Linked DNA regions of Mus musculus: regions 1 and 3 are each linked to region 2. A link is a contact called in ENCODE Hi-C or POLR2A ChIA-PET data. All regions are on one chromosome and are shown on one strand. Each heading gives the region's core, a stretch centred on a gene start or an enhancer-like site at or near the end of the contact. The rest is flanking DNA. Distances are from core to core; before and after follow the strand shown. Region 1 holds the start of Cnot10 (CCR4-NOT transcription complex, subunit 10). Region 2 holds the start of Dync1li1 (dynein cytoplasmic 1 light intermediate chain 1). Region 3 holds the start of Cmtm6 (CKLF-like MARVEL transmembrane domain containing 6).

What was found. Hi-C counts contacts between places; a loop is a spot of excess contacts on that map. ChIA-PET counts read pairs that join two places held with the same protein, here RNA polymerase II (POLR2A).
Region 1: a map of gastrocnemius shows a loop between it and region 2 (6-fold over the local background). The contact joins the promoter of Cnot10 here to the promoter of Dync1li1 in region 2. A Hi-C loop is called at or near these places in 15 of 37 maps with a recorded cell type or tissue (T-helper 1 cell, T-helper 2 cell, adrenal gland and 3 more). POLR2A ChIA-PET finds 5 or more read pairs at or near these places in 4 of 5 experiments (Patski and embryonic stem cell).
Region 3: a loop to region 2 is called in a map of heart, with 7 times the contacts of the local background. The contact joins the promoter of Cmtm6 here to the promoter of Dync1li1 in region 2. A Hi-C loop is called at or near these places in 8 of 37 maps with a recorded cell type or tissue (adrenal gland, gastrocnemius, heart and 1 more). POLR2A ChIA-PET finds 5 or more read pairs at or near these places in 3 of 5 experiments (Patski and embryonic stem cell).

Annotation. Positions count from the first base shown.
Region 1 is chr9:114,638,121-114,641,663 of GRCm38, forward strand. Cnot10 (CCR4-NOT transcription complex, subunit 10) reads right to left here and starts at 2,080. Exons shown (of 20, transcript NM_153585.5): 1 at 1,799-2,080. The coding sequence starts at 1,820.
Region 2 is chr9:114,687,034-114,690,401 of GRCm38, forward strand. It overlaps Dync1li1 (dynein cytoplasmic 1 light intermediate chain 1), which reads left to right and starts at 1,798. Exons shown (of 13, transcript NM_146229.2): 1 at 1,798-1,994; 2 at 2,176-2,249. The coding sequence starts at 1,849.
Region 3 is chr9:114,729,846-114,733,304 of GRCm38, forward strand. It overlaps Cmtm6 (CKLF-like MARVEL transmembrane domain containing 6), which reads left to right and starts at 1,358. Exons shown (of 4, transcript NM_026036.3): 1 at 1,358-1,528. The coding sequence starts at 1,391.

The DNA.
Region 1 (3,543 bases), core at 830-3,329, 49 kb before region 2:
CAGAGTGCAGGTCCTCAGAGGCAGGCTGTCTTACACTCACTTCATCATCTGAAGGATGCCTGCACAGTGTCTTTGTGAAGGAAGGAAGCAAGCAGTGAAGGAACGCCACGTGACTGAGGTGCAACTCAAGCCGGGCAGTCCTGGATCTGGTGAGACGCTTCCCGGGAAATGATTCCAGAAGCAGCACTGTTTTGATTAACAAGGACAGTCCCGGTCCCGTCTAGACCCGGGCAGGCAATTGGCACCCTTCTTGCATCCCACACCAACAGGATCACCCCTTCACTTTATTCAGATCTGTGCTCAATACTATCCCAGCAGGAGCTGGATCAGCAGGGGCTCGGTGGGTAAAGATACTTGCGCCCTGATGATTGGATTTGATCCTTGAAAGCCAAGACATGCAAATCACCTTGGTGCTCAGTGATTAAAAGCACACACTGCTCTTCAGAGGGCCTGAGTTTGATTCCCAGCACCCACAACTACCTGTAACTCCAGCTCTGCGTGACCCAACTCCTCGGACAGCATCTTCAGGCATTTGTCCTCACGTGCATACACCCAAAGTTAAAAATAACTTTAAAAAAGGAATCACCTCACAATAGATTTTCTCTGATCACCTAGCTAAAATTCTATGGCAGTGGGTATAATGGCACACAACTTTAATTTAGCACTCAGGAGGCTTTATGTCTAGTGAGTTTGAGAATAGCCTGGTCTATATAGCGAGCTCCAGGACAGCCAAGGCTACATACATAGTGAGACCCTGCCTCAATCAATCAATCAATCAATCAACCAATCAATTCCGCCCCACTCTCTAAACATTACTTTCTTCAAAGAAATATAGCAGACTTTCCAGGTAATAAATGGGCTCTCATAATTCCCTAATGGGAAAAATTCCTGATGGAGTACCACAGAAAACCACAGAAATTAAGAACTTTATCTTGGGACTGGAGAGATAACTCAGCGGTTAAGAGCACTGACTACACTTCCGTAGGTCCTGAGTTCAAAATCCCAGCAACCACATGGTGGCTCACAACCATCCTTAATGAGATCTGATGCCCTCTTCTGGGGTGTCTGAAAAACAGCTACAGTGTACATACATATAATGAATAAATAAATAAATAACTTAAAAAAAAAAAGAACTTAATCTTGGGGCTGGAAAGGTGATGGCTCAGCGGTTAACAGCACTCGCTGCTCTTGCCGAGGACCAAGACTGGGTTCCCAGCACCCACAAGTGGTGGCCCACAACTGTGTAACTCCAGCTCCAGTAGACGCAATGTCCTCTTCTAGTCTCGGCAGGCACCTGCACTCACACACATAATTAAGACTTTTAAAAAGGAATCTCGAGGAGCTCGGGAAAAATCAGATGAGGAACAAGGTAAGTGAGAGCAGGCAGGAGACACAGTGAAACGTCACGCCTCTTTAGACAGTTTTCAGAATGACTCCACTGGACACGCTGACCAGAGGGAACTTTTTCAGTGGCTGAGCCTGGGGGGGCCTTACGGCAACCGTGCGTGCTCGGATAGACTTTCCCTTAAAGCGTCTGGACAGCGGCGTGACAAATTCAAGCTTCCTGCGCCAGAATTAACTTGGAGAGCAAGGCAAATGCAGTGCAATCAAGATGGGGTGCAGTAGAATCAAGATGTGTCACAGCAGAAAATCCACTGGACTCACAGTAGAGACAGCTGAGAAGAGTGAAGGGCACAAGTACCCAAGCGAAGTCAAGTGGCCCTCGGGTCCCCCACGCGGGCCCTGCCGTCCCCGCGCGCAGTGTGTCAGCCCCTGGGTCGCGGCGCGGGCGCCTCACCTGCAGGCTTGTCTGCAGCCATCTTCCCGCCTCGGCTCGAGTTCCTCCCTGTAGGTGGCGTGGCCCCGACTCCCGCCGCCGGGCTGGTGGTGAGTCCTACCGGCGGGGGACAACTCTTCAGCTCAAGCCCGCTCCAGTCGCCTCGGCTAAGGTCCTGGGCGGGCCACGGGCTGAGGAAGTGACGAAGTTACTGCTCGTCGTCTAGCAACAGCGCCAACACATCCGCCGGTGCAGGGCTGTTTTCCCCGCCATCCACAGCTTCCGTCCCGTAGCGGCCAAGGGAGACGCTACTTCCGGGGCGGGGCCAGCTGGGCGTGGGAATTAGGGCTGGCCTCGGCCCCGGAAGCGCGTCCTTCTGCAAACCCGGAAGTACACTAGTGTAGGTCCTGAGTGAAACACAGAAGGGGAAGGACTTTTTGTTCCGCATTTCAGCAAAATGGCAGGCACCACACCTGAGGTTTATGTGCTAAGCTCTGAGTCTCATAGGGGCTGTTTTTCCATAACAATGAGGATGAGAGAAGTGTTGTTAGAGGAGGCCACCTCCCCCAGAAAAAAGGCTTTTTTTTTTTTCAAAGTTTCAGAGCTGTTTTGTTATTTGTAGCCAAGTTGAAAAAGCCATTCAGACTGCATTATGCATGCGGTTTCTCTGATTGCGAGTCATGCAACCATTAACTTACTATGGTAGGTCGGTCTAAGACAAAAGCTTGATGCATCACGATTACTAAGCACAATGATTTAGATTCAAGTTCAAATCCTCTGCAAAAACAATACCCACTCTTCAACTACCCAGCTCCCAACTATCTCATCTCTAGCCCATATCGTGACAAATTTTTGTTTGTTTGTTTGTTTAATTTTTTGAGACAGAATCTCACTATGTATCCCTATCTGGCAGTCTTTGTGGCAAAGGCTTTAACCCTGAACTGGTTCTGGTTTTGCTCAATGACCATAGCCTTGGGTTCCAGAAGCACCTACTCCATTCTTCCTTTCCCTTCTAGAGAACAAACAGCATTTATAATAACAGAGGTTCATTTCACGGAGAGAAACAGACATTAAAAGCATTTGTGTTAGACTTTTTGCTTCTGTGATAAATACCCTAGAGGAGAATTTAAATGAGGAAGGATGGATTTTTTGCCTCGTGTATCAGAGTTTTCAGTCCCAGGTCACTTGGTTCCATTGTTTTTGGACCATTAGTGAAGCAGTGCATTGTGCCAGGGCACAAGTGACAGAGTAAAGTTGTTGCCTTCCTGGTGCTAGAAGCAGAGGAAGCTGGGAGAAGAAATAGTCTCCAAGGGCACATGCAACTGAGATACTTAGCCCCACTGGGCCGCACCTCCTTAATTTCCATTACTTCCTAATGATGCACCAAATTACGAATCTGCAAGTGGATGAATCCAAGGATAGCTCCAAACTGTTGGAATCCTATTATCACTCTCAAGGACTGGGGGCCGGGCCTCCTATATGCAGGCTTTTGAGGGAGAGGAACTTCATATATAAATGACAACAGCACTGAATTGTAAAGTGACCCAAATGGTGCTTTGATGGGAGCATAGTTAAGTATGTAAATAAATAAATCACATGGAGCTATTTATTTGGTTTACATTTTTCTATTTTCTGTGTAGCTTACCTTAGAGATCTGCCTGTTTCTGCCTCCCGAGTGTTGGATTAAAGGCTGCACCATCACACCAGGTACTCCTCATAAGACTTTGAAATTTTTATTTTTATTTTAAAAAATAAGCCAATTACCA
Region 2 (3,368 bases), core at 548-3,047:
ACACCCAACATTGTTTTCTTGAGAATGAACACACACACACACACACACATAAACACACAGACACACACACAGATATACAGACACACACATGCATAAATATACACATACACATGCATAAACACAAAGACACATGCATCAACACACAGACACACACAGATTAACAGGACTGCAGATATAGCTCAGCAATTAAGAGCACTTGCTTGGGCTGGAGAGATGGCTCAGCAGTTAAGAGAACCAACTGCTCTTCCAGAGGTCCTGAGTTCAATTCCCTGCAACTACATGGTGGCTCACAACCATCTGTAATGGGATATGATGTTCTCTTCTGGTGTGTCTGAAGACAGTGACAGTGTACTCATATAAACAAACAAACAAACAAACAAATAGAAGAGCACTTGCTCCTTTCCAGAGGACTTAGATTCAATTCCCAGCACCCACATGCTAGCTCTCAACCCAATCCACGTTCCAGGGAATTGATGCTCCCTTCGGGCCTCTACTGGCACCAGGGCATAGACATTCATGTGGTGCACAGACATACATCCAGGCAAAATACCTGTATACATAAAGTAATAAATATATCTTTGACAGAAGATTTAAAAATAAAAACAGTAATTACCACGCGCTGAACACTTATGATTTTCTGGGCACAGTTATAAATCTTTTATGTGAATCATCCCATTTAATCTTCCCTTTATCCCACATTACTAGGGTCTGAACTCGAGATTAGCGAGTGGACAAACCCTAGTAAATGCAGTGCCTGTAGCAAATGCAGCGCGGGGTTGTGGATTTTCTCGCTTGCATAGTAGCATCATCACTCGGGTCACGTGAACGAGCTCTCTTCAAAGTAAGGGGAAAAAATGTTCAAAAGTCAGACTATCTTCAGCAATTGTTCTTATGGGGCGCACGACAGCCTTAAAGCCATCGACTCTTTCTGGAAACAGGCCTTAGATTTTCCATTATATTTAGCTAATCAAGTTCTAGTAGAGAATTATCTGGGGTCTGGCTTAGGTTCTCCGTGCTTGTGTATTAACCATGGTAACGGAGAGCCGACTCCTGTAGGGAGTCTTTTCAGATCTCACAGGAATCTGAAACATCAGACATCAGACCAGAGGTGGGCATAGTGATGTGCACCGGTTCACCTGCCTCAGCACTTAGGACCCACAGGCAAGCAGATCGGTAAAGACTCTAGCCTGGGCTACGTGAGATTCCCATCAGAAAACAAACCAAAACACAAATCCATCAAGACCATTAATTTTCCAAGTGTTGCCAACATTTATGTCTCGCAGTCGCAAAGAGTCTGGAAGAACCGGCTCCAGATGTGGGTCCACCTTGAGGTACTCATCGTCCTTTTAGAATTTAAGGAGGAAAGAGCAGAAATCCAGGACCGGGGTAGTTAAGGCTGTTGAACCCCACTTGGCCCAACTGAAGGGTGGGCAGCGCTGGATATCCACGCCGGTCCCAGGTTACCGCCCCACTGAAAGGTGGGAAGCTGCTTCGCTTACTGACATGCCCGGCACGCCCGGCGGGCAACCGGGATGACGGGTGGTGCACTTTGGGCGGCGTTTCAGCTTGGAGACACAGGGAAAACCAGCATTACCACAGTCCAAGCAGAGAATCAGGCCGCGCATGCGCGACCCGGTCTGCTGCCGCGCATGTGCAGCAGCGCCCTGCTCCTTGGACAACCCCTCCCCAGACCCCGCCCTCAGGCTTGGTCCCCGCCCCCGCAGGCGCGGTCGGCTCCCGAGCCCGGAGCGTCCATATCCGGGTTCCGTCCGCCGCTGCTGCCGCCGCCGCCGCAGTCGCCGCTTCGTTCTTCCAGCCCTGTCAGGAGTGGTGTGATTCCCGACCAAGATGGCGGCCGTGGGGCGAGTCGGCTCGTTCGGTTCATCTCCACCCGGGCTAGCCTCGACCTACGCCAGCGGACCCCTAGCCAACGAGCTAGCGTCGGGCAGCGGCGGCCCCGCGGCGGGCGACGATGAGGACGGGCAGAACCTTTGGTAAGGACCGCACCCCTCTCCGGTCCCCCGCGGGTTATCTCCTCGCCAGGGCGGACGCCTCTGGGATCCCCGAGCCCCGCGGGAGCTGGGAGACGGGCGGGGCCTCCCGGGAGCTGGGCCCGGCGGTTCTCGTCCTCGGTCGGGCCCGGCCTTACTTAGCCTGCGCCTTGCTCCCTGTTAGGTCCTGCATCCTCAGCGAGGTCTCCACGCGCTCGCGCTCCAAGCTCCCGACCGGGAAGAACGTGCTGCTGCTGGGTAAGTGATATCCGATGTGGCCCGGGTGCACGGTCACATCCGTTCGCCCACTGCCTTTGTGCGGACACTCGGGCCCGGCTGCGCCCCGCCTCCCGGCTTGCTGCTGACAGCTGGGGGGACAAGGGGTCCCTGGTCCTTCCGGCCTGGACCCTCCGGTCTTTTCTCCTCCCTGGGATGTGGGGTGGCTCTGTCATCTCCTCTGGGAGAGACAGAATGAACATAACACCCGAGGCACTCCCAGTGGTCTGGGATTCTACCTAGAAAGACGGGGACAGTTTTTGACAGAGATTGGTAGCATGAGGGCTCTTGGTGAGAGCCCCAGCGCAAATGCATGCCATCAATATTTAATAGCAGACTCTTTTGTGTAATTGACAGGAGCCAGAGACTGGGTCGTGAGGAGTGTTATTTGAATCAGCGTTCTCCCGTTCTCCCAGTGCTGGGTGCTCGGGTTGCAGTTGCCTTTTTAACTGTCACCTAATAACTCTGAAATTTGTAAAGGGCAGTAGAACAGCGTTCTCATTTAGTGCCCTCAGCGGAATGGCTGGAATAAGGGAGACATGTCTCCCCTTTCTCTTAGGTTTTTTTTTTTTTTTTTTTTTAAATCTACTGGCTGCAAAGTGAGGATAAAGGACCCAGGGACAATAAACAATCCCACTTAACAGTTTTGCAGGTCTTTCCAGCTCTGGGAGGAATTCCAACCCCCACCTTTTCTTTTTACATGCAGGATATTGGAGTGTATAATAGGGTGACAGTAATATTTTACAACTTGGAAGTGGGTGTTTCGAGACTTCAGACTCTTTGATTTTAGCCAAAAGGCTGAGAAACTGTGCTTGAAGAGTTTTAGTTACCTGAGATTCTCCACGGGTGACAATGAATGAGTCGGTAGGAAGAAATGACTCATTCTCTATGACCCCACCACCACCAGTTACATGCACACACACACACACACACACACAAAACACAACACAACACATGCCTGTGCTTTGGGAAGCTGTGGTCAAGCTCGTTGAAAGCTTAGCATTGTGTCTTTTCCTGTGATTGAAAGCACCACGTGCAGATAGCCAGGACTGAGTACAAACATGTACAAACCACGCGGATCTGACGCAAGTCTGCTACTGT
Region 3 (3,459 bases), core at 108-2,607, 42 kb after region 2:
CTGGTAAAGTGCTGGCTGCCATTGGTGATGTGAGTTCGATTCCTAGAACCCATATAAAAAGACCAATGTAGCCTGTGCTTGTAACGGCGGAGCTGGCAAGGCGGGACGCTGATCTCTGGGTCTTCTTAGCCTTTTAGCCTCACCTATCTAGTAAGCTAGGTTCAGTGAGACACACTGCCCTAAAACAGGGTAGATGGTGCCTGAGGAACATACTCAAGGTTGACTTCTGACCTCCACACTTGCACCCGCGCGAGCCTGCACCTTCATACGCGGGTGCACCCCTCCCGCCCATGAGAAGATGACTATCTGAAAGATGGAAGATAGTGAGACGTGAGAAATAAGTCAAATCTCTGTGGGAGGAGCATGGAGGGGTGCAGCTCAACGGGGGGGGGGGCGGGGGGGCGGGGCGGGGGGAGACGGGGACGGGCGCGGGGGAGGAGGGCGGTTAGCATACAGAAGGACCTCAATGTGATCTCTGGCAGTTTTAAAAAAACAAAACAGGCTGAGGGGAGGAGGAGCACGTGCCTGTAATCTCAGCACTTCAGAGACAGAGGCAGGAGGATTGTCACTAGTTGCAGACTAGTGCTGGCTATGTACATAGTTCTAGGCTAGTCTGGGCACGTGAAACCTTGGTTTTATTTCTTTTATTTTTAAATCAGACCGAAACGAAACTAAAAGACACAGATCAAGTCAGGGCGGAGAGGTGGCTCAGTAGGTAAAGGCGCCAGTTACTAAGCCTGAAAATGAATTCAATTCTCAGGAAGAAATGACTCAGAATAGTTTTCTGACCTCAGCACAACGCTCCTTCTTAGATAGGTGGATGGACGGATGGATAGATAGATCGATAGATAGATAGATTAAAAATATAGATAAAATAGATAGATTAATCAAAGTGTAATTTAAAAAATCCAAAAAACAAAAAAGCTGAAGTCCATCGAAAGCATGAAACTGTCAAGAGTTAGCCGGGCAGTGGTGGCGCAACGCCTTTAATCCCAGCACTTGGGAGGCAGAGGCAGGCAGATTTCTGAGTTCGAGGCCAGCCTGGTCTACAGAGTGAGTTCCAGGATAGCCAGGGCTACACGGAGAAACCCTGTCTCGAAAAACCAAAAATAAATAAATAAATAAAATAAAAACCCAAAAAAAGAAAGAAACTGTCGAGAGTTAACCAGAGAGCAGGAAAGGCAGAGGGGTGTGGCGAACAAGAGGCGCGGCAAACCATGGGGGCGTGGCAAAGGGAGAGAAATTCTATGGGCTGGAGCTCAGCAAGCGAGGGGGCGTGACGAGGCGTGAGGAGGGCGGAGTTGACCGGAAGCGTGGGCGGAGTCCCAGGAAGTGACGCCCCCTACCGCTCGGCCGAGAGTTTAGCTGGGTGAGCGAGTGTTTGCGGGCGATGGAGAACGGAGCGGTCTACAGTCCCACCACCGAGGCGGCCCCGGGCACTGGCAGGGGTGCGCGCAGCGGCCTGGCCGCCTACTTCGTCCTGGGCAGGCTCCCTTGGCATCGGCGCATCCTCAAAGGCTTGCAGCTGGTGAGCCTACGGCGGCGGCCGGGACCTGTGGGCTGAGGGCTGGGGTGGATGCCTCGAGGCTGCCGCTCGCTCGGCCTCCTCGTTCGGGAAGCAGCCGTTTCCACACCCCAGTTCCTTCCCTTCCTACCCGGGAAGGAGGCGTTGCCGTCCACCGCCTACCCGTGGCCCGGCCTCAGCCTCTTAAACCCTTTTTCCCTTCTCTCAGCTAGAATTCTTTCATTATCGCCCAGAATGCTTGTGTTTCAGACAACGTAGTGCTTTCTGTTTATCTTTTCTGGCTTTTGCGGTTTTCCGGGTGCTGGCCCATTAGGGCAATATAACATGTCGGATAGTTTGTGTATGTGTTTAACTTGCACAGTGAGTTTGATCAAGGCAGAGAGAGTCGAAAGGGCATCTTTCTGCTTCATGTGTGCGGGTGAGAGAACCTGAACCTGCTTCTCTTTATTTCCGCCTAGGCGTGAAACTGTAGTCATCTTTGCTATTTAAATTATGATACTCCTGCTGTGTCTCAGCTGCCAATGGGTATTAAGGTTTTTCAAGAAGACACTTTTCGGAAAACCAAATTGTTTAGAATGTTTATGGGTTTTGTTTAGTTTTGTGAGCCATTTATGCTAAAAGTGGCCCACTGCCTTTCTTGGGAAGATTTAAAATTCTCAAAACGCCGATAATCAGAACTTACATTCTTGGAACTCAGTTGACCTACTTTCCTGAAGTAGAAAGCCAGCAGTTAGAAAACTGGCGCTGCTTTTAGGTGCCAGCTTGGGGATGAGAGGAAATCATTCAGAGACAAGTGATAAGTAGATCTGGTCTTGTGTAACCCCCTACATCCTCCTAAGATGTCTGCAGTGGACACCTTTAGGTTCCGCAGGCACCTGGGTTCCCCGTCTTTGCGCATTTGCAGAACCTGTTCCTTTAACCCAGATGGGTGTGGTTTTGCCCCCACCCTTCCACCTCCTTCTTTTCCTTCTCCCTCTCTCCCCTTGTTCCTCTCTTCCTCCCCCTCTCCTTTCCATTCCTTCTCTTCCACTCTTTTTTCACAGGGTCTCAAGTCTCATGTAGTCCAGTTAACTTTAGACTCACTAATGTAGAGGATGACCTTTGAACTCCTGATACTGCTGTCTCCACAGTGCTGGGATTACAGGTGTGCTCCACCGTGCGGTCTATGTGGTGCGGAGAATTGAACCCAGGGCCTTGTGCATGCGAGGCAAGTGCTCTGCCTACTGTGCTATAGCAACAGCTCCAGATTGTGTCTCTTTTGCGCTTCTCTTTTGCCCTTCTCTGCAGTAAACACATGTGTCTAATGGAACCTTTTGAACAGAGAAATTTCTGTTTGCTCCAAGGAAGTCATCTCTATTGGTCTTCTGCATGGGTGTGCAGAACAAAATCTCTTATTTTTAGTTGCTTTTATTTCTTTTTCTAATAAGAAATGCTAAAGCCGGAGTAAAAAATTCTCATTATTATAGTTCAGCAGGCCTTAGCTCTGTGTCTTCAGAATAGGACACAACCCGAAGTTTTGCTGGTGTTTTGCAGTTGAACCATAGAGATGAGTTTGCCTTGAAAAGGTCGTTAGCTGCTCTGTGTGTATTTGCCATCATGGGAATAGAGCAAAGCACTCTGTGAAATCCGTTTGTTATGGGGAACTTGTAATGCTAAAGCATGCTTTCTTTAAATACTTTACTCCCTATACACCCCACCTCCACCCCAGGCTGGCTGTTTTGAAACTCACTCTGTAGGCTAGGCCGGCTTTGAACTCAAGAGTTCTGCCTGCCTCTGCCTCCCAAGTGCTAGGATTAAAGGCTAGTACTACCACCACTGCCCACTTTTTCATTTTTATAGTTGCCGTTTTGTTCCTGCTTTTTCTGTTTTAATACAGTCTTACTTATTAACAATAAAAATATACTACAGGGTTACTAAAGAAAGTCCCAAGAAAG